Regions from separate parts of the Mus musculus genome. Here all the other regions are linked to region 3. The links are chromatin loops, found by intact Hi-C in ENCODE. Cell type or tissue: left cerebral cortex. All regions are shown on one strand. Links, peaks and the distances in the headings refer to the core of each region. The heading gives the core; the rest is flanking DNA. Region 1 has its middle 32 kb from the start of Snx20. Region 2 has its middle 58 kb from the start of Cyld. Region 3 holds the start of Nkd1 (naked cuticle 1). Region 4 has its middle 26 kb from the start of Gm34846.

Region 1 (5,774 bases), core at 1,064-5,063, 83 kb before region 3:
TAGTCTTTGTCTCCATGTTCCATTTTGGTGGCTAGAACTGTAGCCATTACATCTGCTTTCCAGATAGCCAAATGGAGAGAGGGGGAGGGTAGAAGAGATGATTGAGCATGCTATGCCATGTCTAAGGGAGAATCCCAGGAACTGCCCTATTGACCAGATGTTAGTCACCAAATTTAATTGTGAGGTGGCCTGAGAAGCGTCTTCATTCTTGAACTCCGAACCAAAGGCTGCATTACTAAAGAGGGAGAAGAGAGCCTGGGAGCAGAGCAGGTGGGCACCTTTGTTGAGTCTAAGTGCAAGTGACGAGCTAAGAAGAGCTGAGGTCTGCATCCTGACAAGAAGCCTTAAGACCAGGAGGCCTAGTTATGGAAGTTCCCACAGGTTCAGAGACAAGGAAGTCCAAAGCAACCTGGATGAGATGATAACCACTGTCCATCTGACCTGATGGTAACCACTGTCCATCTGACCTGATGATAACCACTGCCCATCTGACCTGATGGTAACCACTGTCCATCTGACCTGATGATAACCACTGTCCATCTGACCTGATGGTAACCACTGTCCATCTGACCTGATGATAACCACTGTCCATCTGACCTGATGGTAACCACTGTCCATCTGACCTGATGGTAACCACTGTCCATCTGACCTGATGATAACCACTGCCCATCTGACCTGATGGTAACCATTGTCCATCTGACCTGATGGTAACCACTGTCCATCTGACCTGATGATAACCACTGCCCATCTGACCTGATGGTAACCACTGTCCATCTGACCTGATGATAACCACTGTCCATCTGACCTGATGATAACCACTGTCCATCTGACCTGATGATAACCACTGTCCATCTGACCTGAGAGCACTGGACTCTAAGCACCTTATTCATGGCATTTATTCTAAATACCATGAAGACAAGGAGGTGAGAATAATTTTTAAACAGAGAATGTAACTATAGATCCCAAAGACTCCAGGAGAGAACAAGCAGAAGATGAAGAGGATGGGAGTGGGGGGGGGGGGAAGAGATGGAGGACCTTGTGCCTTCTTTGGAGGTGGGTCCAGAATGGGGCCCAGGACTGGGTGGCTATGGGAGAATGGGGAGTATTTGTGGAGACATTATGTTATAAAATTGAGACTGGGGACCAGGTTTGTTGGAAACCTCTTAACAGGATGTCTGATGGTGGGGGGTGGGGGTGGGGGGGGTGGGGGGGGGTCAAGACTCTCCCAAGTCATCTCAGCATCTCCAGCCTACTACTGAATACACTTCAATCTTCTCAGGCTCATTAGGATGCCTCTCCTACACTTGGATGGGCTCCCCAGGAAACAGACTCCCCCTTACCCAACTTCCCCTCCCCTCCTTGGTCCTCTGAGCCCACCCACCCACCAGCCTTCTAGGAAGCAAGGATTAGTATCTCCAGCAACCCCTCAGCAAGGACTCCCGAGCCATCCATCCAGGATCATTTGCACGTTTGCCTCACTTCCATTGCCCACACCTGTTTAAGCCTCTCTGTATCACCACAGCGCTTCCTGTGCCGGGTGAGCTAAGCTGCCCTCAACAAGCCACTGACAGGAATCAGTGGATAATCACCCAGCTTCTTGGCTCTGTTAGGGTGGGCGGGAGCAACAGGGGGTGGGGTAACTCCCAGGAGATTTTCATACTCTCCTGGGAACAAGGTTATGATGAAGTGACCCTCAGCTGCTCCCCGCCTTCCGTCTTGCTTCCTCGCCTCCCTCAAAGTAAACATGTACCCAAATTATTGTCTTGAAGCCCTCTCCAGAGAAAAGCCACATAACTGGGCGGCTGCCAGCTATGGCAGAAGCTAGGAGCAGTAACTCAGTGGCAGCCTCTAGGCTGCTCTACTGACTCCCTATTATGCGAGGGCAGCTGGTCAGATGGCTGCAGCCTTGGCATTTTTTAAGTACCTCCTGGGCTGCACCTTTACAACTCATAGGCCCCGATCCGGCCACATGACCTTACCCAAATCAATCACTAGCAAAACTAATCGTTTTGCCTGGGCTGGCTTAACATACATACCCACCAAGAGAAAGGGTCGCAGGGTCAAACATAAGTGTGGGGAACACAGCCATTTTCATCCATGGTGGGACAGAAACTCACGGCAAGGCAGCTGGTTGACCCTTGCTGCCAGGAAGCTCCATTTTCTCACTTCTTTCTTTCTTTCTTTCTTTCTTTCTTTCTTTCTTTCTTTCTTTCTTTCTTTCTTTCATTAATTCATTCATTCATTCATTCACTGAGCACATCTAGGGTGCTTATTAGGCCCCCACTTAGGAACTGGCTAATTGACAGCACAGGGGTCAGGTGGAGGGGGATTGAGGGTAGAGTAGGGGTTGGGGGTGAGGTAGGGCAGACAAAAACAACATGGGAAACTGTGTACAGAGGGTGTGGGGTGCATGATCACGCTGCTCCCACAAAATGCCTCTCCCAAGGCTTCCCCAAATCCTTTTTGCCTGTGGGCCCCATGGGTGTTCCAGGCCTTGTGTTGACTAATCCTTGGCTGGCCTAAAACTGTCCTAATGTCCTGGGTGCAGTGAGGGTACCTTAGAAGCCAAGGCCATACTTCTGCCTGGACAGCATACATTGCCACTTCAGACCCCACAGGGGGACTCCCCCACACTCTCCATCGAGTTTTCATAAAAATCAATTTCTGTCCCGTTTTTTTGCAATGTACATAAAAGGCTGTGGCATCAATTAGCCTTTGGTCCCTCCCATCCTTTCCTCCTGTCTTTTTTGGAAGCCTCTTTGTAGGAAAATCTCATATTTCAGCAATTTGCATCATCCACACATCCTGCTTTGAAGTTCTAAGTTATGGGAAGAAAACGACCCACTTATCTGCCCATAAAAAATGTTCAAAGCTTATAAAGTCCTGAAACAGATGTACATTATCATTGGATTTGCGGCCTTTTTGCTGGAGCGTGCCTAATAGTTTCCGCCGCCCCTGGCCCCTTTCCCACCCCCATGAGCATAGCCTCTTCATAGAAGCCCGACCGCCCCTCCCCCGCCCCCCAGCCCTCCTGCATCCAGTCTGCTCAGAACCCCGCCCCCAGCTCCTCCCCGCATCTCTTCTTCACAGAAGCCCGCCCCTTGGCCCTTCTCAGCATCTCCTTTCCACAAAAGCTGGACCCCGCCCCTCCCACATCGCCTCTCCACAGAAGCCCTCCCCTTCCTGCATCTCTCTCAGCAGAAGCTGCTCCCCACTGGGCCAGGCAGACTTCAAAGGTCCTGGCCTGCCCGTGAGAAGCGAAGCACAAAGTGGGAACATAGGGGCTTTTAAAATCCCCCGCGTTAAAGTCAATATTGTACCTTCCCCTCCCCCACTTTGCTGACAGAGGGGCGCAAGTCCATTCTTTCCTTCATGCCTCCTACCGCCAATTCAGCAATTACCAGGTGGATAGGCAGGCTCCAGATGTCCGTCCTTGCACGCCCCACCCCCTTCTTTTAAAAAGATTTTGTGCTTTGACAATTTCTTATATGTATATAATGTATTTTGATCCAATTCAACTCCATCTCTCAAGTCTCTTATCCTCTCCCACGCCCTTTGGAACTCTTCCCAGTAACCCACCGAATTTGTTTTGGATGATTGCATGGATATGGGCTGTTTACTGCACCATGGGCGACTTACCAGCATCTGTGTCCTTAAAAAAAAAAAAAAAAGACTCCCCCTCCCCCATTGTTCATTAACTGTCACTAACTCCTTAATAGGGCTGTGGTTTCCGGTACCCTGCTCCACCGAGGATGAAACGCTCACGGGCTCAATCTCACGTCTCATGCAGGTAAGCACAGCCTCTCACAGTGGCTGCAACATGTCCAGAAGACAGCATCTCACAGTGCTCATTCCTCTCCTCTGTTCTTAACACCTTTTTTCTTGTCCCCTCTTCTGAAATGTTTCTTGAGCCTTAGGGGCAGGGATTCAATGCAGATGTCCTATTTAGGGATAAACACTCAACAGTCACTTATTTTCGGCACTAACCAATTATGAGTCCACATTCACAGCTGACCCCGGCAAAACGGAGCTTCCCTCCCTGGCTTTTGAGAGCAGGGAAGACGCTTTGACAGTGTGTTCATTTAGCATCATCAGTAGTAGGGTCGTCCTGCCCCCACCCCAGGGCTGATGACACCCTCAGCCATGGGCTTTCCATGGGTTTACAGTGCCAGACATGAATTCTCTCCTGCAGAGCAGGCCTCAAAGGTAAGCAAAAGACAGTTGGCTATCCCTGTAACTTCAGGACATTGTTGTGCTGGTAGGCACATCTTCCTGCAAGGTCAGTATTGAAATATTCAGGGTTTGATGCTGGGTAATATTGATGATTTCTCTCCCTAAGTAGTCTGAAGAGCACCGCTGGCCCTGTGAAAGCAAATCACCAGGGAAGAAATTTGCAGGAGGTCAGTTCCAGTTTGACTTCTCTATGTCTCGAATCTAAAGCATTTTTTTAAAAAAGATTTATTTTATCTATGTGAGCATACTGTAGCTGTACTGATGGTTGTGAGCCTTCATGTGGTTGTTGGGAATTGAATTTTAGGACTTCTGCTTGCTCCAGCCCAAAGATTTATTTATTATTATACATAAGTACACTGTAGTTGACTTCAGATGTACCAGAAGAGGGCATCAGATCTCATTACGGGTGGTTGTGAGCCACCATGTGGTTGCTGAGATTTGAACTCTGGACCTTTGGAAGAGCAGTCAGTGCTCTTACCCACTGAGCCATCTCGCCAGCCCTGAATCTAAAGCATCTGTGTCTTCAGCTGTAGGGTCTTAGTATCCAGTTATGAAAGCAACTAGAAGCCATGGCAATAGCTGTATTTTAGGCATCTCCAGGTAGCCCCAAACATGGCACTGGGATTCTCACTTAAAAAAATTATGGCTTCTGGGAATGGCATTAACCACTCATACAGAGTACCTCTGTTCAAACTCCTTTTTCAAACGATTTATTTTTAATGTTCTTACAAAGCAATGAGTTTTTACCAGCTTTTTCATACACCCCTAATTTTATTTAACCTTCTCTATACTCTTCCTTCTCTCTGTAGCCCCGACTGTGGTGGTTTGAACAGGTATGGCCCCCATAGACTGATAGGCTTGAATGCTTGGCCCATGGAGAGTGGCACTATTAGGTGTGGCCTTGTTAGAGAAAGTGTGTCACTATGGAGGCAGGTTTGAGGTAATATATGTGCTCAGGCTCTGCCTAGTGTGAAACACAGTAGTCTCCTCCTGGCTGCCTTCGGATCAAGATGTAGAACTCTTGTCTCCTCCAGCTCCAAGTTTGCCTGCACGATGCCATACTTCCCACCATAATGATAGTGAACTGAACCTCTGAAACTGTAAACCAGCCCTAATTAAATGTTTGCCTTTATAGGAGTTTCCTAGGTCATGGTGTCTCTTCACAGCAATAAAACCCTAAGACAGAAGTTGGTACCAGGAGTGGGGTATTGCTGTGATAGGCCTGACTGTGCTTTTGTTTGGAGGAGTGTGGATTTTGGGACTTTGTATTAAGAAAGCAATGAAATGCTTTAATCCATGCTTAATGGGTCATCCTAACAGTAACATGGAAGACAGCTATACTGAGGGTGATTTGACCCATGGGGTTTGGCTCAAGAGGTTTCAGGTGAGAAGAATTTTAGTATGTTGCCTACATATCATTCTTGTGATATTTTGGTGAAGAATGTGGTTATGTTTTGCCCTTGTCTGGAGTCTGTCTGAGGCTAATGTAAAAGGATTTAGATTAACTGCACCAACAAAAGAAATCCCCACCCCCACCCCCA
Region 2 (5,774 bases), core at 575-4,574, 230 kb before region 3:
TTTATGAATGGGGAACTCTCGCGTCCTCTGGAAAACTGTAGTTGGAAAGGTAGAGCAGAGCGAACCTCCTGCTTGCCGCCTTCAACCGCGCTAACTCTGCTCCTCAACAGCACCATCCTGGCCCTTGTGCGCATGTGCAGCTTAAGAGCCTTGATCTGGGATGCCTCGTTTTGTCTGTTCATTTTGTTTTGCTGTTGTTTGTTTTTCCGCACAGGGTCTCTCTGCATAGCACTGTCTGTGCTGAAACTCTCTCCGTATTCCTGGCTGACCTTGAACTCGGAGAACGACCTGCCTCTGCCTCCTGAGTGCTGAAATCGAAAGCAGGTTCTGCCACCACCCAGCTTAGGATGCCTGGTTTTAAAGCCCAAGGTCAGCACCTGGCCAGCCGATCCCTGTCATTCAGGCAACACTCAGCACGAATTCCAGGAAGAGGTCCACCTCCACTGAGGAACCTTAGAGTCTGAACCTCCTCTGCAACGCTCATCCCAGGGCAAGAAGAGCTCACCGATTGATCCCGATCCAGCCCTGCCTCTAACTCCCTGAGGTCCTGGGTGGGCTTATTCCCAGGTGATGGTGTGTCTGTTTAATAGAGCCCTACCAGCAGGAGAGAGATCGAGCGGTAGAATGTGACAGCCCAGTGACAACTGCAGACTCCACCTCCCTCCATGTGCAAGGCTACAAACTTCCTTAAAATATCAGGAAGTTTGTGGAGGCAGAAGCCATGGATACAGGACTTGTCTCTTGCCTTCAGGAGCAAAGGGACCCAAGGCTCATGTTGAAAGATGTCCCTAGGGAACCATGTGGCCTGATTGCAGGACAGGGTTATGCAGAAGCCCCACATAGGAGACATACTGTGGTCAGTGGCATGACATTGACAGAGAAGAAAGGAAAACACCTTCGAGGTCCTTTTATGAAACTACTGGTGACCCCAGAGCCAGTCAGCACACCTAGGGGCCTCCCTTACCCATGGGCTTTCTACAGGTGGGACCTGACAACACAAGCAAGCACTTTCCTCCAATTTTAGGGTCAAGGCCATGTGCTCTCTCTCTCTCTCTCTCTCTCTCTCTCTCTCTCTCTCTCTCTCTCTCTCTTTCTCTCTCTCTCTCTCACACACACACACACACACACACACACACACACACACACGATCCAGAGGAATGATCCAGAGGAATACTCCAGGGTCTATTTCTCCACAGTATATCAAGGTTCTGCACATCCAAGTTTCTCCAGTTGGCCCCCAGTATAAACAAAGTTGCCAGGATCTTCCAGGTTACCCTTGGGCAGGTGTGCAACCACTAATTCCCTCAACATGGTTCCTACTGGCACATGTGCTAACTACGAAGTTTGCAGAACATGGAGGCTTTTGGGTCGTGTCTCCATTTGTGAGTGGTTATCCAGCATCAGGAGCTAAAGAAGCCAAACAAGAAAAGCCAGCAGCCCAAGAAGAACCAGATCCCCAGCCACCAGAGTAGCACCGGGAGTTCACTGATGGAGACCTCAGATGCCAGAGCTGAGCAGGACAGTGCAGAATGAGGCCCTGTTCCCGTGTGGAGTACGTGCTGGTGCTCAGAGAGAAGCCATGAAGAAGGAGGTGAGATCCCTTATAGTATCTTTGCTGCAAAGCACTGTCGTTTGTTTATGGCGAGCCCTAATCAGGACCTGAAAATGAAGCTACATGCTTCCTTCCTCACCCAGAAGCAGAGCAGGGGTCAGAGAAGGCTGCTGGAAGCTGGGCAGCCTATGGTGGCACTACAAGGGACAGCAGCAGTAGTCACCTGCAGGAACTCCTCTGGCACACCCTGCCTGACCCAGGGGTCCTGTCTCACTCACCTGATGCATGTCTCTAAATGAGCATAGGGAGGCATGGAGCCCCTGCTAGGGCTGCCTGGAAGTTCCCACGGGCACAAAAAGCAGAGTATTAGCATCTTTTCCAGATATAAACTCCAGGTTTCCCAAAAGATAAAAAGTGTTCTCTGACATAGCAGGAATTAGCATACAGCACACCTGTATACAGCATACAGCTAAGAAAAGAGAGATGGTGTGAAACGCCATCCCAGGGCCCTGCTCTGCAAAGCTGGTTCTGTCCGTTCTGCATAGGACCTCCCCACCTGCCTTTCCCCATCACTCGGGGGCAGGTGGTCCAGAGACTCCGATGAAGTGAGCTGCAGGGGACATTTGTGCAACTGGTGACTTTAGGTTTGAGCCTAGACACACACATCAGTGGTTGTGATATCAGAACCTGTTCTTTTCCATCTTTCTTCGCATAAAACAAGATTCATACTCCACCACCAGCCTTACCGTGTCCTCCCAGGAGATGGCACTATCTCGTTCTAAATGTGGCTTTAAGGTGCCTGAAAACTCACGCTGGAGTCAGAACGAGGGCAGAGCCAATCATGAAGGAGGACAGTAGCAGCAGTCATGGCCATCACGCACCATCTGTCTTTAAGTTACACGAGGGACGCTCAAGCCCTCCCGTATGCCATTTGTAATGGGCCACGTATCCCTGAAGGTCAGGTTTGCTTTCAACACCACCTGCTGCCTTCCACACATAAGTCTGACTGGGACTGACTACTTGGGAGCTATCAGATACTGTGTCATAACCTAAAGTGCCCACAAGGTGGCGCTCCTGCACTCAGAAGGAGACGACCTAGGAAATACCAAATCTTACAAAACAGTGAGGACTTGTACGTTCTGACCAAGTGGGGGCAGAAGGGGTGGGCTAATTCGTCTTGCAATCCTATCTCTCAATTTCATGATTACATTGCTTCTGCTGCTGCTGGTGGCTACCATTTAGTAAGGGGTTTCTGAGCACCAGGCAGCGTGATAGGCACTTTACAAGCGTGGCTTCATTCAGAGTTTATTTCTGGAGAAGCTCTGCGATGTCTCCAAGAGCGTGTGTCATGAGGCTGGGACCTCTTGTACTTTCTCAAAAGGACTGACAGCTATCCAGTTCTGGCTGTATCCATAATAGTGAATAAAACAGCTTATCTGCCTAAGAGGCTAACAATTCCTTTCCCCATTCAGCAAATGTTCGAGCACCTACTTTGTGTCAGGCGCCAGTGGAAATGCTGAGAAAATGGGAGTAAAGAATCAGAGACGGCCCTGCTCCTAATTCTGAGAACACAGCAAACCAGATCAGAGGAGTGCAGGGGAGAAGGGGAGCCTAGGGGGCATCGGAGGGGTCTGTGGTAAGCAAGAATAGCAACAGGGCTCCTGAGAAGCAATAAAGATTCAGGAGTGGACAGCAGTGAGCTAGGTCTGGAAGTTAAACTGAAGCGGGAGAGGTGGTTCAAACCTGTAATCCCAGCACTCAGAACACTGAGACAGGAGGACTACAGCAAATTCAAGGTCACCCTGGGCTATAAAACAATACCCTGCCTTTAAAACAACAACAAAAATACAGGGGAGAGGGAGGGAAACCTGGAGGATATGTTTACATTGACAACAAAAACAGCCTCTAGAAACTTGGCCCTTCCTAGTTGCATATCTATTTTATGATATCTATAACAGCAGTGGGCAGACTTTTCCTGAAAGTAGCCAGAGAGTAAATATTTCAGGCTGTGCAAGGCCTTCAGGTTTCTGTCACTGCTCTACAACTCTGCTGTTGCAGGACACGTGGGTATGACTGTGTTCCACTAAAATGTCACTTGGGCAAACAGTATCAAGCTAGACTTGGTCCCCACACAGTGTGCAGAACCCTGGTCTGGATTCTAGCATTCAGTGTGGACATGCTCTGCCCTTTTGGGAAGAATCTTTCTATGTCTCTTTCCAATTCTGGCTGCTGAGCTGGTACTTTGGTAACTTGCAAGCACATGGTGTGGATGTTTATGCTACAAGACAAGCACAGGGGACCAACAGGGTTGTTCCTCATGTCCCTGTACTCTACCCGCTCTATTCCCATCCTCCCAGCTCCCAGCCACTGCCTTGAAGACCTCTCCCAGTGCTTCTCTGAGGAGACTGCCTGCTCGGTAACAGTGCATTTGTCTACAATACAATGTTTCCTATTATAATCTCACTCCATGACAACCCACTGAGCAGGCTTGACCCTCTGGAGCCAGCAGACCCACAGAGCTGAGAGGCAAACTGTGGGTGCAGGGTCAAGGCCTAGCTACATTTATTTCACAGGCTGGTAAGACCAACTAGCCTCCAAGAAGAGCACACCACGGTGGCGTTAAAGTCTTGAAAACTGGTACTGTCAACAGATAAAATCTTTGCAGATTTTTGTTGTGCTTTGTGAGGAAAACCCCTTGCTAAGAGAAATTACTGATTCTATACTATGCAGGCCAGTCTTCACCAGCCTCCTTGCTATCATCAGCCCCCAGAAATAACCCCTTCCATCAACACTGAGCATTGTAAAGCAGCCCCCCACCACCACTGGCAACCCACCTGGACCTGCAGTTCACCAACAGGCAAGAAACTCTCCCAAACTGTCCTCAGGGACACCTTTCCCTAGTCAACCTGGTGGGCTATTCTTTTGCGTGACATTTGGAACATTTGGAGTTCACATACATTTTGAAATGTTTCCTAAATGAAACAAATAGCATCTTCTCGATGCCTATATCTGTACTCTTTAAACACTTTTTAAAAAATTATATGTACAGGTATTTGGCCTGAATGTATGGCTGTGCACTGTATTGTACCAGTGCCTGTGGAGGCCAGAAGAGGGTGCCAGCCACCCCTGGGACTGGAGTTGCAGATGGCTGTGGGCCATCAAGCGGGTGCTGGAGACTGATCTCAGGTCTGGTGGGAAGGCAGCCAGTGCTCATAACCACTGAGCTTTCTTTCCTCCAGCCCCACGTCAGCATTCTCCATTCAAATCTTCTTCCATCCCTGTTTCTGACCTACATCCAACACACATCCACCCTAACTAGGCCCAGGGATCTCTCTTGGAAATCCAGACCAGCAGCTTCTCCATAGACTTGTCTGCTTCCCCTCTGGAGCTGTGTCCACAGTCCTATCTTCCACCGGAGCAGACGGTTCTCGTTAGGGATGCTGTGTGGATTGCTTACCTTGGAAAACTCTGTCCATAGCTGCTTCCTACTTGACTGCGCACTGGACTAGTGAAAAGAGTCCTGACAAATACCTACCTCTGGGCCACCTTCAGATATTTCTGTGGGCCTACATACGGCAAGCATGAGCACCATGAATAAACCCAGTGTAGACCTGGCCTATGGCCAAGATGGAGAACCCTAACTCTGGGCCATGCATCCCATCCTTCAAATTGTGTCAGAAGTCTAGGCAGAGGTCAAGGATGGGACCAGAGTTCCTCTGGCTGGTGAGCTCTCAACCAAGACTGGTTTTCACTGGGCTGTCTAGAGCCACAGATGGGCAATGCGCACACCATCTCTGTCACATCAATATGCCCAAATGCAAGAATGGGATCTGTGAAAATGTATGCCAGCCTTTGAACCCAACAAGCAAAGGCAGAGCTGTGGAACAGCCCACGATGTCATCAGCAGGTCCATCCAGCTGTGGGTTCTCCAAACAGAAACCTTGACACACTAGACTAGCAACCCTCAGATCATTTTAGCTTCCCTTCCAGTATGCAGTAAGTGGCTTGGCCTCTAAGGAAGAAGGACTGATCATGCATTTTGTTACCTAACAGGAGCTTGGAGTCAAATTTCAGTCCCTAAAATGTCATGTGATTGATCATTCCCTGAGCATTACAGAGAAGCATCCTTGGCAGCCTTTAGCCCCAGAGCACAGCCTCTGGAGTGAACAGCTCTGGGTCACATCTATAGATATAAGCACAGGAGGAGCAACCTGTGGTCGGA
Region 3 (5,774 bases), core at 1,181-5,180:
CTGCTTCATTTCCCCCAATGGCAACTTTTACTGGCTTGCATTCCTCTTGCTGGGAACACTACTATTTAATTAAAAACGACAGACTTTTGTTTTCCTCTCCTTCTTCCACCCTCCCTCCCTCCCATCCTCCCAGCCTGGATGCCAAGGAGACCCACCAAAAACATGCGGGTAACATTTGTTATGGCTTTGAAGATAAAAGTCAATGGAAGCAAGCCCTTGCTGTATTTCAAGTTTCCCCTCTAGCATGAAGCAAAAGCTGCCTGGCACTTTAGGGGGAAGAGGTGGGGGGAGAGAAGTGAGAGAGAAGGGGGAGAGAGAGGAGAGAGGAGAGAGAGAGAGACAGAGCCTAAATAAATGTCATTCTGCAGGAATACTTTATGGAAATAAACAGGCTGAAAAAAAAAACAAAACAAAACTTGATTAATGGAAATCCTCGTTCGGCCTGTGTTGAGCTGCAAATGCATTTGTTCACGTGTCTAAATTGGATTGTTTTCATTGGTCCTTAAATAAATAAGTACATCACAAACTGAGAATGGTGGGGGAGGAAAAGTTTGCGGTCCTGCTGAAAGGCTCCAATGCAGTCCCCCCACCCCCACCTCAGACCAGTTTTGACCTTTCTACTAGGATAGCAGCTCCAGTCCCAGTCAGCAGCAAACTGGAAGGCCAGGAAGAGGAAGCCTGAGCCATGGAGTGGAAGGAGAGAAGTATCCAGAGAGAGAAGACATTTAACACACATGCACAGACAAACACACATGCCCCCTCCCTGCAATCATGCTGCCAGGTGCCAACACACACACACAGACTCTCACACACACTCACACACACACTCACACAGACTCTCACACACATTCACACACACATACATACTCACACACACACACTCACACATGCATACACACGCCACCTGTCTACAATAGTGCTGCCAGGTGCAATACACACATACTAACACACATGCATACACACATACACCCCTGTACACACACATACACACACACATCTGAAGACTCTACCACCCTCACCCAAAGAACAAGACCAAAGAACTAGCCAGACCTGAGGCTCAGTCTTTTCCCCCTCTAAGTTAAAAAAAAAAAAAAATTAAATGTCACATCAAAAAGTTGATTCATCCTTTGATCCTCAGCTTGCAAGAGTTCCACGCAGACCATCTGAAAGCCTCGTGCGGAGTTCTGGAGCTCACAGGACATCTGTGAACACCAGTCCCAGGCCAGGCGCAGGGGCTGGAGTCACTCACTCCCCCAACCCACTTGCTCCCACAGAACACCTCTAGCCTCAAGAACCCCCTGGGTGAAGAAAGAGGGTGCACCCAGACCACACTACAGAGAAGCCCCCTCCCTCTCAGGGCCACACTAAGGGGGCAGCCAGGTCTCAGTGCCTCCAAACTCTACACTCAGATGGCAGATGGCACTGATGAATGCCACAGACACAGTTGGAGGTAGCCACAGATCCTGGGCCAGCAGAGCCCTGCCCTCTACCCAGACACTCCTGTCTGCCTTTAGTCTTAACCCCTCCCTGTGGAAAAGCTGGCCACAAAAGCAAAGTAGAGGAGCCCCCCCAGCCCCCGACACACACACAGAAACACAGCATAGTTTCCCCACCCCACTGGACCTGTATCATCGCCTCCCTGGCACTTCCTCCCCAAGCAACCCTCTGTGCCCAGCTGGGCAGGAGACTGGTGCCCACTTGATCGACAAGGGTCCTCCAAAGCATAGGGCACAAGTAGGGCTAGTGGGGCACACAGTGGCTGAGAAGGGATTTTTGGACTTAGAACAATGTGCAAGCGGGATGCTAAAAGTTGGAGTAGGGGGAGATCCTCAGACTCTCCCCAAGGCTAAAAGGGGTGAAAGGATGGAACGGAGTGGGGGGCCATACCCGAGTGCCTCGACCAACAGTGCCTGCCAATCTCAGCTGACGGGGTCCTGAGACGCTGCCTGGACAGCGCTGCCTCCCGATCCACTCCTCGATGCCTTTCCTTGCCCAAGCAGCGCTTACAGCAAAGCTGTCACCTGAGGCGGGAAGAACACGAAGACATTGAGTCTGGGCCCCCCCGGCTGGCAAAAAGTTACCAGAGAGTGAAGGGAAGGAGACAAGGCGGCACAGCCCGGAGAGTAAAGACTTGGCAAGAGGGTCAAGCACCAGACGGAGCAGAATCCAAAAGAGCGAAATAGCCAAGGAAGGGGGCTCGGCGAGATCCTAAGTGCTAGGAGGATTCAGAGGGTGAAAGGGAGGAGGCAATATACCCTGACTGAAGGAGTTCGGGGATCAGAGAGGAAGGAGCGCGGGAGGCAGGGATTGCGAAGGAGAGAGATGAGGGTCAGCAGAGAGGGTGCAGTGAGACCAGAGACCAAGTTCTCCGGAGTAGGGGCTGGCGACTAGAGGAAGGCGCAAGATCTTGGGGAGCTGAAGGGAAGACGCCGCCGCCAAAGTGGAGGGGGTTAGGGTCAGCAGTGGGAGCACCGGGCTGTGGGGAACGGGTAGGAGGGACAGAGGGGCCCCAAAGAGCGCTCCCGGGGCGGGGCTGGGGGCTGAGGCAACCCTGGTAATGAGATCCAGCGGCAGGGCGGTCCGCGCCGCCTCCCTCGCGCCCCCCGGGCTGGTGGCCCGCACGCCTACCTTCCGGGCTCTCCCTGCGCTTGCACACGGCGGCTGCGGGCACATCGCGCGCGGCGGCGGCGGCGGGAGCCGGAAAGAAAGGAGAGGGAGAGTTAGCACCGGCGAGAGGACGCGGGGCCGCGGCCGGCGCGCAGGCGAGGACACTGACCCGGCTTCGAGTGAAGTTTCCCCATGCTGGGGCGCGGCGGCGGAGCGTCCTAAGCCATGCGTCCGGCCGCCGACCCCGCGCCAGCCTCGCTCGCCTCCTCCTCACAGTCCGCGCGCCGAGCGCAGCCTTAGGCGGCGCCGGGACGCGCTCCTGCCGCCGTCGCCGCGGCCGGACTGACGCCCGGGCGCGCCGAGCCCCCTGCCCGCCGCCGCGGCCCCGCGCCTCCCTGAGCGCCCATTGGCCGGCAGCGGCCCATCAAAGGCGAGGCGGACGCGGCGGGGCGGGTAGAGGCGGGGCCTGCGGGTAGGGGCTGGCCGATGGGCGGGACCACAGAGGGCGTGGCCTGTGGGCGGGGAGGGGTGGAGCCTCGATGGGGAGGGGCTTTGGGTGTGCTGGGCCCCAAGCCCCCCGTGCGAACCTCGGGGCCTGAGTCGGGACCGGGCGGAGGCTTTGGCCGCTGGGTGGTGGAACAGCGCTGCCCTCGCTGGTGACACTGAGACTTCCCTCTTCTCTGCATTTCCTCGAAGCTGCCAGAGTGGGACTGGATGGCTCGAGTTCACAGGTGGGGAAACTGAGGTTATAACTGGCGACCTCAGATGCCCTAGCATACGTGTCTACTGCTCTCCCATGGTGCTGTCCCTTCCCAGACTTACAGTGCTCAATCCCTGTTTTCAGCTGCCTGCCCTTTTCTTTGACTACTCTGGGTTTTGGGTTTGTTTGATTTTGTTTTTTGGGTTTTTCTTTTTTTTTTTTTTTTCCCATTTGGGAGTCCAGTAGAAATCAACTGGACACCTTGCTGGCTAGAGGGAGTTCAGGCCCACTCCTGTTAACAACAAGTGTACAGGAACCCCGAGCTGTCCCCTTGTCACTCGCAACTCTTCTTCGCCCATGGGCTCCTGAGTGCCCAACTGGGATCGGGGCGAGCTGCCAAGCTATGAGGCCAGGAGCGGTGAACCGCCGGATCTTTGATCTTTCTTAGTTTCCGTTTCCCCCTTCCCCCCTGCAGTTCTGCAGACCCCAAGGGCCTGTTTGTTTTGTCTGGGGAGGTCTCTGCAAAGGGGAAGGCGACTTAAAGGCTTCCACTATATACCTTTGTGGTCCTTAGAAGGACGTTCTCTGCTGTCCCCGCGCTAAGCTTATCCTGGTATCTGAGCCTGGGCATGGGAAAGAACCAGTTCTGCTCTTAGAGCTAGACTCACTGCTTCAGCCTCAGTTTTATGATCTGTACAATGGAGACTTAGTTCTCCTCATTTTTTTAAAACCTGCTCCCCTGTGCTGCGATACTCAATATAAACAGGTGACCTACAGTGGTTGGTCGTTTTTAGACTTACAAGTAAGCACTTTGTGGGAAGGGATCTGGGAGTCAATCCCAGAGCACTGCTTTGACAAGCCGGTGCTAGGCAAGCAAACACTGTGATTGAGCTATGTCCTGAGCCCTAGGCGCTACAATTTTTAAAAAGTTAAACAGGTGTGTCATCCAGATGGCTCAGCTGCTAAAGTTGCTTGCCACCAAGCCTGAGGATCTGAGTTCCATCCCCAGAGACCACATGGTGAAAGGAATGGCCAACCTGCTACAAAATTATCCCCTACACACACACCTCCACCAAAAAAAAAAAAAAAAAAAGTAAGTTTCACATTAAAAGTAAAGGGCAAAGTTGGTTTGACTCAAGATAGCAAAAATCACATCAATACTTAGTAAGATGTCACGTTCTTTGTTTTCCACTGTCTTTAAGGTCTGGTGTGCATATTACACTTGAAACACATCTCAAACAGAAGAGCCACACTGCAAGAGACCTTGGCATGTGGCTGGTGGCTGCTGTGCTGTGAAGTACGACTCTGAGCACCTCCTTGTCTCAGAGGACAAGGGAACCCGGAGCTGTGTGACCCTCTGAAATTCTTCATCCCTCTTCTTGCTTATATACCCTGTCTGGAGGAAATAAAAGCTAATCTAAGCACACCCCTAAATCTCATGTGGCATGCCTTTATCCAAGTATGGCTGGGACCTCACAAAACAGCAAAATAATACTGTTTCTTTGTTTGTTTTGAGTCAAGGACCTTCTACCAGGTTAGCCTGGAACTCACCACGTAGGCCAGGCTGATCTTGGAATCGAAGCGATGTTAGTGCTTTAGCCTCCCTGCAGACTGGGATTGTAGGTGTGAGCCACCACACTTGGACTGTTGTCAGCTGTGTATGCCACATCTTTAGTGCCTGTTGGATTTCTGTGCCCTCAATGAAGGCTTTTGTACTTGTAGAAAGGACAGATCCTGCTAGGTAGCCTCAGAGAAGTAGGGTTACCTGCCCAAGGAGTTACCCATCATGCAGCTGATTCATGATCTAGTTGAGAACCAAGTTGCTTTGCTGACGTGCATTTCACTACCCCAGGTTTCCAGCACATTCCAAGCATAACATCTGGAAAGAAAGAATAAGTGCCAGCTGTGTGGTAGGCATTGTTCTAGCACTTCAGTGAACAAGTGGAACAGTACCACATGCACAAACCTGCTCCCCCCACCCCCCACGCCCCCATCCCCCACCCCCCACCCCCGCCATGACCTGGGTGGAAGAGAGACGAAAAACAGTGCCCATGATGAAACCCAAGAGGACAGAAGGCAGCTTACATCCAGGAAAGGGTTAGTATTGTCCAAGACACCAGGCAAGCTGCTAAACACCGACTGTACCCAGGACACCCCCAGAATCACATGGCCCAGATGTCTAGGGTGTAGTGGTAAAGCATGCGAACTGTGTGGGAATGGAAGAGAAGACCCTGAGACTAGACGAGAGTGGCCGAGGTCACAGGTCCCGAGCTGACAGGGAACATCCCGCAGAGTGTCTGCTATAGAAGTGGAGTTCCTGTGGGGTCCCTGCTTGTCTTTCTCACCCACACCCACACCAGTGCCAGGGGCTTCGAAATCAAAGCAAAACCCTTTCTCACAGAGCTTAGAACGTTGGTTACTTCCTTAAACCTGTCATGGCTTTCTTCTTTCATGAGAAAACAGTATC
Region 4 (5,774 bases), core at 826-4,825, 67 kb after region 3:
ACACACACACACACACACACACACACACACACACCACCCTGTAGAGGATATAACAGAGGGAAAACAAACGTAAGTTGAGTTTATTGTACATGGACAAGATATGCACAGGATCACCCCTCAGCGCATGTACTACTTACAAGGGGCATCCGCAAAGACTCCTAAGGCAGAGGGCCGAGAACACTGTTCCCGTGGCTCTCTGACCCCCTGGAGGCACTTCTCTCTCTAGCAGCAGTCACTCTCAAGCCTCCATCTTGACTAACACACTGCTTGGGTTTGAACTTTCTCTTAATGGAATCTTACAGCACGCATGTTTTCCTGCCTAGCTTCTATCCCTCAACCCATCCACGCTATTGCCTGAACGCCTGGTAGCTCACCCCACTACGTACCCTGCAGTGTGTTCCCCCAGTACACGAAGGGACCTCCTCTTGCATTACTTCTTCCCTAGCTATAAGCACAGGGTAGCTTCAACTTGGTGATGTTATCCAACACCATTCTGGCATTTTCCCTTGGGTCCATGTTTAGGCATGAATTTTGTTTCATGTATATTATATATTCCTAATATATAATTCGTGAATATTCTGGGTTCTCAAAAATTGTTCAACAGGAACAGAGGATGCTTGTGTAGGGCACATAAAGGCAGTTACTAAGGATCAAAATAAATCTGAAAGCTACAATAGTTATAAGGTACCCATATTCACACGTCCCTAATTCCACAGCGGCTCGTGTGCAGAACGCTCACACAGGCGCACAGCCGTCCACTCCACCACTCAGCACAGATAACTCTCAGACCGGACTTCCCTGGCCAGATAACTGAGTGTCGCGGTCCTTTCAAGTACCATCACAGCCCAGGCCTGCAAGTACGAGGAGACTGAGGGAGAAGGGGAAGAGAAGAGAGACGGCCCCTCCCCCACCGGCCCACTGGCTTTAAAGCGAGAACAAAGTGACCGGGATCAGAGTGTGCAGGCAGCGGCAGCGTCGCGGCTGATTCATCCCTGCCGGATGTGTGAGGGGTCAGGCTGCGGGGAGCGGCGGCGGGGGCGCCTGTCCTGAAAGCATGGCGACAAGTAACCTGCCTGGTCTTTGGGCAGAGGGAGACTGCCAGGACCACGCTCTTAACACAACCACAACGTGACCCAGCCTGGGGCTGAGTGTCAGAGCCCACCTGCCTCCTGCTCCCGCCTAGGACATCTCATAGCCATAGCGCCCAGGGACGCACAGGGACACATGTCTGCCCTATCATCATTCCTGCAGGGCCCTCATCAGCACACTGAGACCAGAAGGGGCTTCGACCCCCTCTTTTGCATTACCCAGGTGTCACCCTACTGGTGACCCAAGCTTTCTCCCTCCTCTGCCCAGTCGCAGAGGAGACTCGAGGCAAACCCCTATTCTGAAATAAGATCTGCTGCCACATTCCCTGTTTGCTGTGGCCCAGCAGGGTCCTATGAGGCTCCCAAGCTATTGTGGGAAGCATGGCCCTTCACAAGACTATTCTGATGGGGTAGAGAAGGCTGAGTCCTGAAATGCTCCCAGTCTGATGAGGGAGGTGCAATTCCAAAAGGCTTTTAGCTAAATGTCCTCCAGACCTCCAAAGCCTTGGGGATCTTGGAAAACAGGTCTCTACTGCAAGTCGGGAGACAGGCTTGAAAGTCCACTTCCAAACAGATGCTGGGAGGCACTGGATGTAAATGCAAGAGACCACTGAGCATCCTTGGTATTGCTCATGGGAAAGCCTGGAGCCGGGGTGGGGTGGGGCTGGAGGGCTCTTCAGCAGGGGTGGGGCAGAATCATGTCTGCCTAGCGGAAACTCTGGCCCCAACTAGCCTTGGATTCAAACTCTGGCTCTGGTTTTACCAGCTATAGCCTTAGGCAAGCTTCTTGTCCTCTCTAAAAGGAGGACAACGATGGGTACACCCATGGCGCAGGGCCCTGTGCACACGGAGCACTGCTCAAGCCGTGACAGCCGCATGTAATAAACGCCGACAAGAACCGTCCTTGTCCTGCGGCGCAGGGGGAGGTGCCAGGCGCCTTAATCGGAGTGGGGAGGGGAGCGGTGTGCCAGCGCCAAGGGAAAGCCGCCCAGTAGGAGGGGCAAGGCAGACGGGAAAGGGGTCCCGAGCCAGGTGGCCGGCGAGCCTTGGACGAAGCCTTGGCCTTTATAAGCCTGCGTTTGTTCGGTCGCTGCAGCGGGAAGCCCGGTGGCGCCGGCGGAGCGGTGGCTTGCTCAGTGGCTCTGCAGCCCAGCTGCCCTACGCGGACCGGCCGAGGCCCCGGCCGGCCGAGCACCTGGGTAAACACGCGCAGCCTCGGCCCGCGGGGCTCCGGCGGCCCAGGGCGGCAGCGGCCACTTCAAAGCGCGGCGCGGCGGCGGGAGGCGAGCGGGCCGCCGGCCATCTGCTCCGGGTTAGTGCGCCGGCGGTGGGCGGGGACCGCGGTGCCCTGGCGACGCCACTTGCAGACTTCGCGCTCGCCGTGGCGCCCCGAGCTGCTCACGCTGGTACCCAGTGCTGGTGCGTGCCGAGCGCTCTGCTAAGCTCGGGAAACCTGGCTCATTCGGTTCACAAGCCTTTGCCCGCTGTGCCCCCCTACCCCCAGAAGCCCTGCCAGACATCCATTTCTCCATAAACCACTCTGAGCCGCATCCTGTTCCCCAGTTCTTTTCCCTCAGTCCCCCATCCTCAGTCAAGTCAGCGCCTCCCCTCTTACCTTTTCTCTCCAAGACTTAGCCCTCCCTCTGCCCTGGACATACGCCTACTCATCCTGCATCACCCCACTCAAAAGATTCCCCTTTAAATGGTAGTGACTTATTACTTTGCAAGGTCTCTGTGATCCCACAGACTGGTAGCTCCACTTGGAGCCTACTAGTTAGCTGCTGGTTACCTCTCGAAGCTTCTGTGAGCCTCCATTTTCTCATCTCAAAAATCTGTCCTGAAGTTCCAGGACAGCCAGGGCTACACAGTGAAACCCTTTGTAGAAAAAAAACAAAACCCAAACAAACAAACAAAACAAAACAAAACAAATCTATCCTGCTGGGTTGTGAGAAGAGTCTAAGAGTCTACCGTGAGCTGGACAGATGGCTCAGCAGTTTAGAACACTTGTTGCTCTTGTAGAGGACTTGGGTTTGAGCCTCGGCACCAACATGATGGCTCACAACCATCTGTAACTCCAATTCCAGGATATCTGACACTTTATTCTGACCTCTGCAGGCACCATGGTAAACAGACATACATGCTGGTAAAACATCCATATTCATAAACTAAATAAAGAAGCCCAAAACTGTTTTTAATGTTTTTAAAGAGTCATTTGTAAAACCCAGCCTAGACTAACAGCAAGCAGGGGTAGCAGACCCTCAGTTCCCTGTGGAGCCCTCTGCCCTTAGGAACCAAAGCTTCATCACCTAGCCTGGGTTGCCCTCCTGGCTTCCAACCTTCTGCTGGTTTCTACCCAACTCAGTAAGCTTCTATGGGCTTCCACTTGCTGAGGCAGGCCACAGATGTATTCCGCAGATGACAGGTGGCTAGAACCTGAAAAGGGCTAGTTACCCACATGTGTGGCAGACAGACAGCTAGACAAAGCACAGGACCCTGGGGCCACAGACTTTACAGGGCCTTATTCACTTCCTCTCTGTCCACTGCTTCCTGCCAGCTTACAGAGTTCCTGATGTAGTAGCCTGGTTCCTTGGTCAATGTGTGGGATGTCGGGAAGGAATCTGGGAGATGAGGTGCTAGGAAATGGGTTGTGGGTCGTAAGAGTTGTAGAGGGTGAGAAGATGCCTGATTTGGGTCCCTGGCTGAGCCCCTTACCAGCAAAAGTTCAGTGGTAGGGCAGGGAGGGACCATGGAAGGCAGAGGAAGAACAGAGCTTCCTGAATATTCTCCGCCACGCTGGACACTCATTCCTCCATCTGGAGAGCCAAATGCCACACCAGATAGAGCCAAGCCTCTTTAGCACAGGATGTTCATTTGAATGCGGTTGTCTTAGGTCTGAACCCCAGGCACACAGGCTAAAGTGAGAGAGCTCAAAGACACCATCGGCTTGTGCTCCCAGCAGAGACCGGCTAGAAAATGGGGAAGACCCTGGAAAGGGCAGGAACATTCCAGTGTGAGCCTAGACATGGAAGATGTGTGGCAGAACCTGATGATCCTTCAGGCTCTCTGGAGAGCCACTTGTCCCCATACTGGATGAAGGAGGGGAACTGGGCTGGAGTCAGAGAGGCCCTCAGACTGCAGTGTGGACAAGTGGGGCTACGTGAGATCCAGCCGTGGCTGGCCTGTGCTGACTCTTAGCAGCTCGGGAAGTGGAACTGGGTGTTCAGAACTGATGAGAGGATCTGAGAGAACCCATTGTGAACACACACACCTGCAATCCCAACACTAAGGAAGTCGAGGTGGGAGGGTCACCAACTCGAGGCCAGCCTGGAATGGGCATCAGGATCTTTCAAAAAGGGAAACACAAGAGGGAGAAGGAGTCTGGACTAGGAGTAGTATCGCCCACCCACTGCCAATCTAAAAATCTCTCCTTTGACCACCCACCATCCTAACACACACTTCTTGGAACAGCCTGGAAAGCGCCCCCTCCGGCAGTCCAGGGAATAGAATGTAAGGAGAACTCCATTTTGATCAAAACGGGGGGGAGGGGGGGCTTTTCTTCTCAAAACCGAGGCCCTACATTACTTCTCAAATGTGACTTCACCACTTTCCAGCTCTGTGTGTGTGTCTGGGAGGTGGCGCCCCTTTCTGAGCCTCAACTTCTGCAGCGGTAGAATGGGGCATGTAAAGGCTTTTGAACACGCATATTCATTTCACAGCGGTGAAGACTTTAAACTCCTCACTCAGTCGCTGGAGCCAGCACTGGGCCCCACCCCTGGCACCTAACTCTGTAAACAGTAGCTATTTTGATTTTGCCTCCGGCATTTTTCTGCCCAGACGCTAGCACTAGAGTGGACTTTGATTTTAGAGTCCTAGCAGTCACTCTCCCTTTGGTGTCCCTCCTAGGAGACCCCAGAGGGCCCCGATTTCCCCTTCTGGCTTCCAGGCTTCTGCTTCCACTGAGGACAGCCCCCTCCCCTCCCCTCCCCCAAGCCGGTCACTTCCCCAGGGAAAGAAAGGGTTGGATCACAGAGTGTCCCTTCTACCGGTTGTTCAAAGCTGCCGCCAGCCCCCGCACGGCTGGCTTGATTTGTTTCTTATCTTTAATTTTGTTTTAATCGGGTAGATCCCCTCCGGTTACTTTCCCCCAGAATCTTACGGCATCTTTGGAGCGGGCAACAAAAGCATTCTTTTTGGAGCCCGCAGGGGGCCAGGGCAGAACCACTTCAAAGAGAACGCAAAGCACGAGTCCGTCATTGTCCTCCCCTGCGTGCCTGCCCCCCAGCGTCCTGAGGCCGCCCTGAATAGGCAGGTACAAAGGCCACACGTTCAAAGTGGGCACCACACGCTCCATCAGAAGGCCAGCTTTGCCAGTCCCAAGTTTGCCTTCATCCTCACATACACAGGTCTCCCGCTAGGGAGGGAGCAGGCCTTGAAGTGGGGGCTCGCTTGCTCGCTCACTTGCTCGGCTCGCTCTCTCTCTCTCTCCCTCTTACCCTCCCTGCTTCCTCTTTTTCTCCCTCCCTGACCACAATTTACGATGCATTTTGAAGTGGCCCCTTTCGTTCAGCATCTCAGCTGAGCAAGCAGGTGCAGCCTACAGGGTGCAACCTGCTAGGAGCCTGGGTAGCTCTGGGTTCTGAGAAGCAGATGAGTACCTCAGCTCAGAGAGGCAAGTTCTTCTGGTAA

What was found. Peaks named below come from ENCODE experiments on the same cell type or tissue, not always from the same donor. Only the 100,000 strongest peaks of a DNase experiment are listed, where the experiment ranks them.
Region 1: a loop joins it to region 3, with 2.2 times the contacts of the local background. A loop is called at or near these places in 3 of 42 quality-filtered maps.
Region 2: it touches region 3 in a loop (2.4-fold over the local background); 5 of 42 quality-filtered maps call a loop at or near these places.
Region 4: a loop joins it to region 3, with 4 times the contacts of the local background. A loop is called at or near these places in 8 of 42 quality-filtered maps.

The regions. Positions count from the first base shown.
Region 1 is chr8:88,601,617-88,607,390 of GRCm38, reverse strand. No RefSeq gene overlaps it. Among named protein-coding and RNA genes, the nearest start is that of Snx20, 32 kb to the left of the region's middle. In left cerebral cortex, for the core only: no CTCF peak of the experiment used is centred there; DNase peaks (open chromatin) are centred at 3,100 and 3,445.
Region 2 is chr8:88,752,177-88,757,950 of GRCm38, reverse strand. No RefSeq gene overlaps it. Among named protein-coding and RNA genes, the nearest start is that of Cyld, 58 kb to the right of the region's middle. In left cerebral cortex, for the core only: CTCF peaks have their summits at 2,406 and 2,605 (motif pointing right); DNase peaks (open chromatin) are centred at 2,376, 2,606, 3,795 and 3,908.
Region 3 is chr8:88,518,534-88,524,307 of GRCm38, reverse strand. It overlaps Nkd1 (naked cuticle 1), which reads right to left and starts at 2,964. Exons shown (of 10, transcript NM_027280.3): 1 at 2,777-2,964; 2 at 2,629-2,661; 3 at 1,888-2,021. The coding sequence starts at 2,801. It overlaps Gm35076 (a long non-coding RNA gene), which reads right to left. Exons shown (of 5, transcript XR_879058.3): 5 at 4,763-5,186. Gm35162 (predicted gene, 35162) reads left to right here and starts at 3,187. Exons shown (of 2, transcript NR_168470.1): 1 at 3,187-3,338; 2 at 4,510-4,737. In left cerebral cortex, for the core only: a CTCF peak has its summit at 3,242; DNase peaks (open chromatin) are centred at 2,677 and 3,102; H3K4me3 peaks cover 2,265 bases; H3K27ac peaks cover 718 bases.
Region 4 is chr8:88,450,815-88,456,588 of GRCm38, reverse strand. No RefSeq gene overlaps it. Among named protein-coding and RNA genes, the nearest start is that of Gm34846, 26 kb to the left of the region's middle. In left cerebral cortex, for the core only: a CTCF peak has its summit at 4,561; DNase peaks (open chromatin) are centred at 2,168 and 2,393; H3K4me3 peaks cover 1,039 bases; H3K27ac peaks cover 855 bases.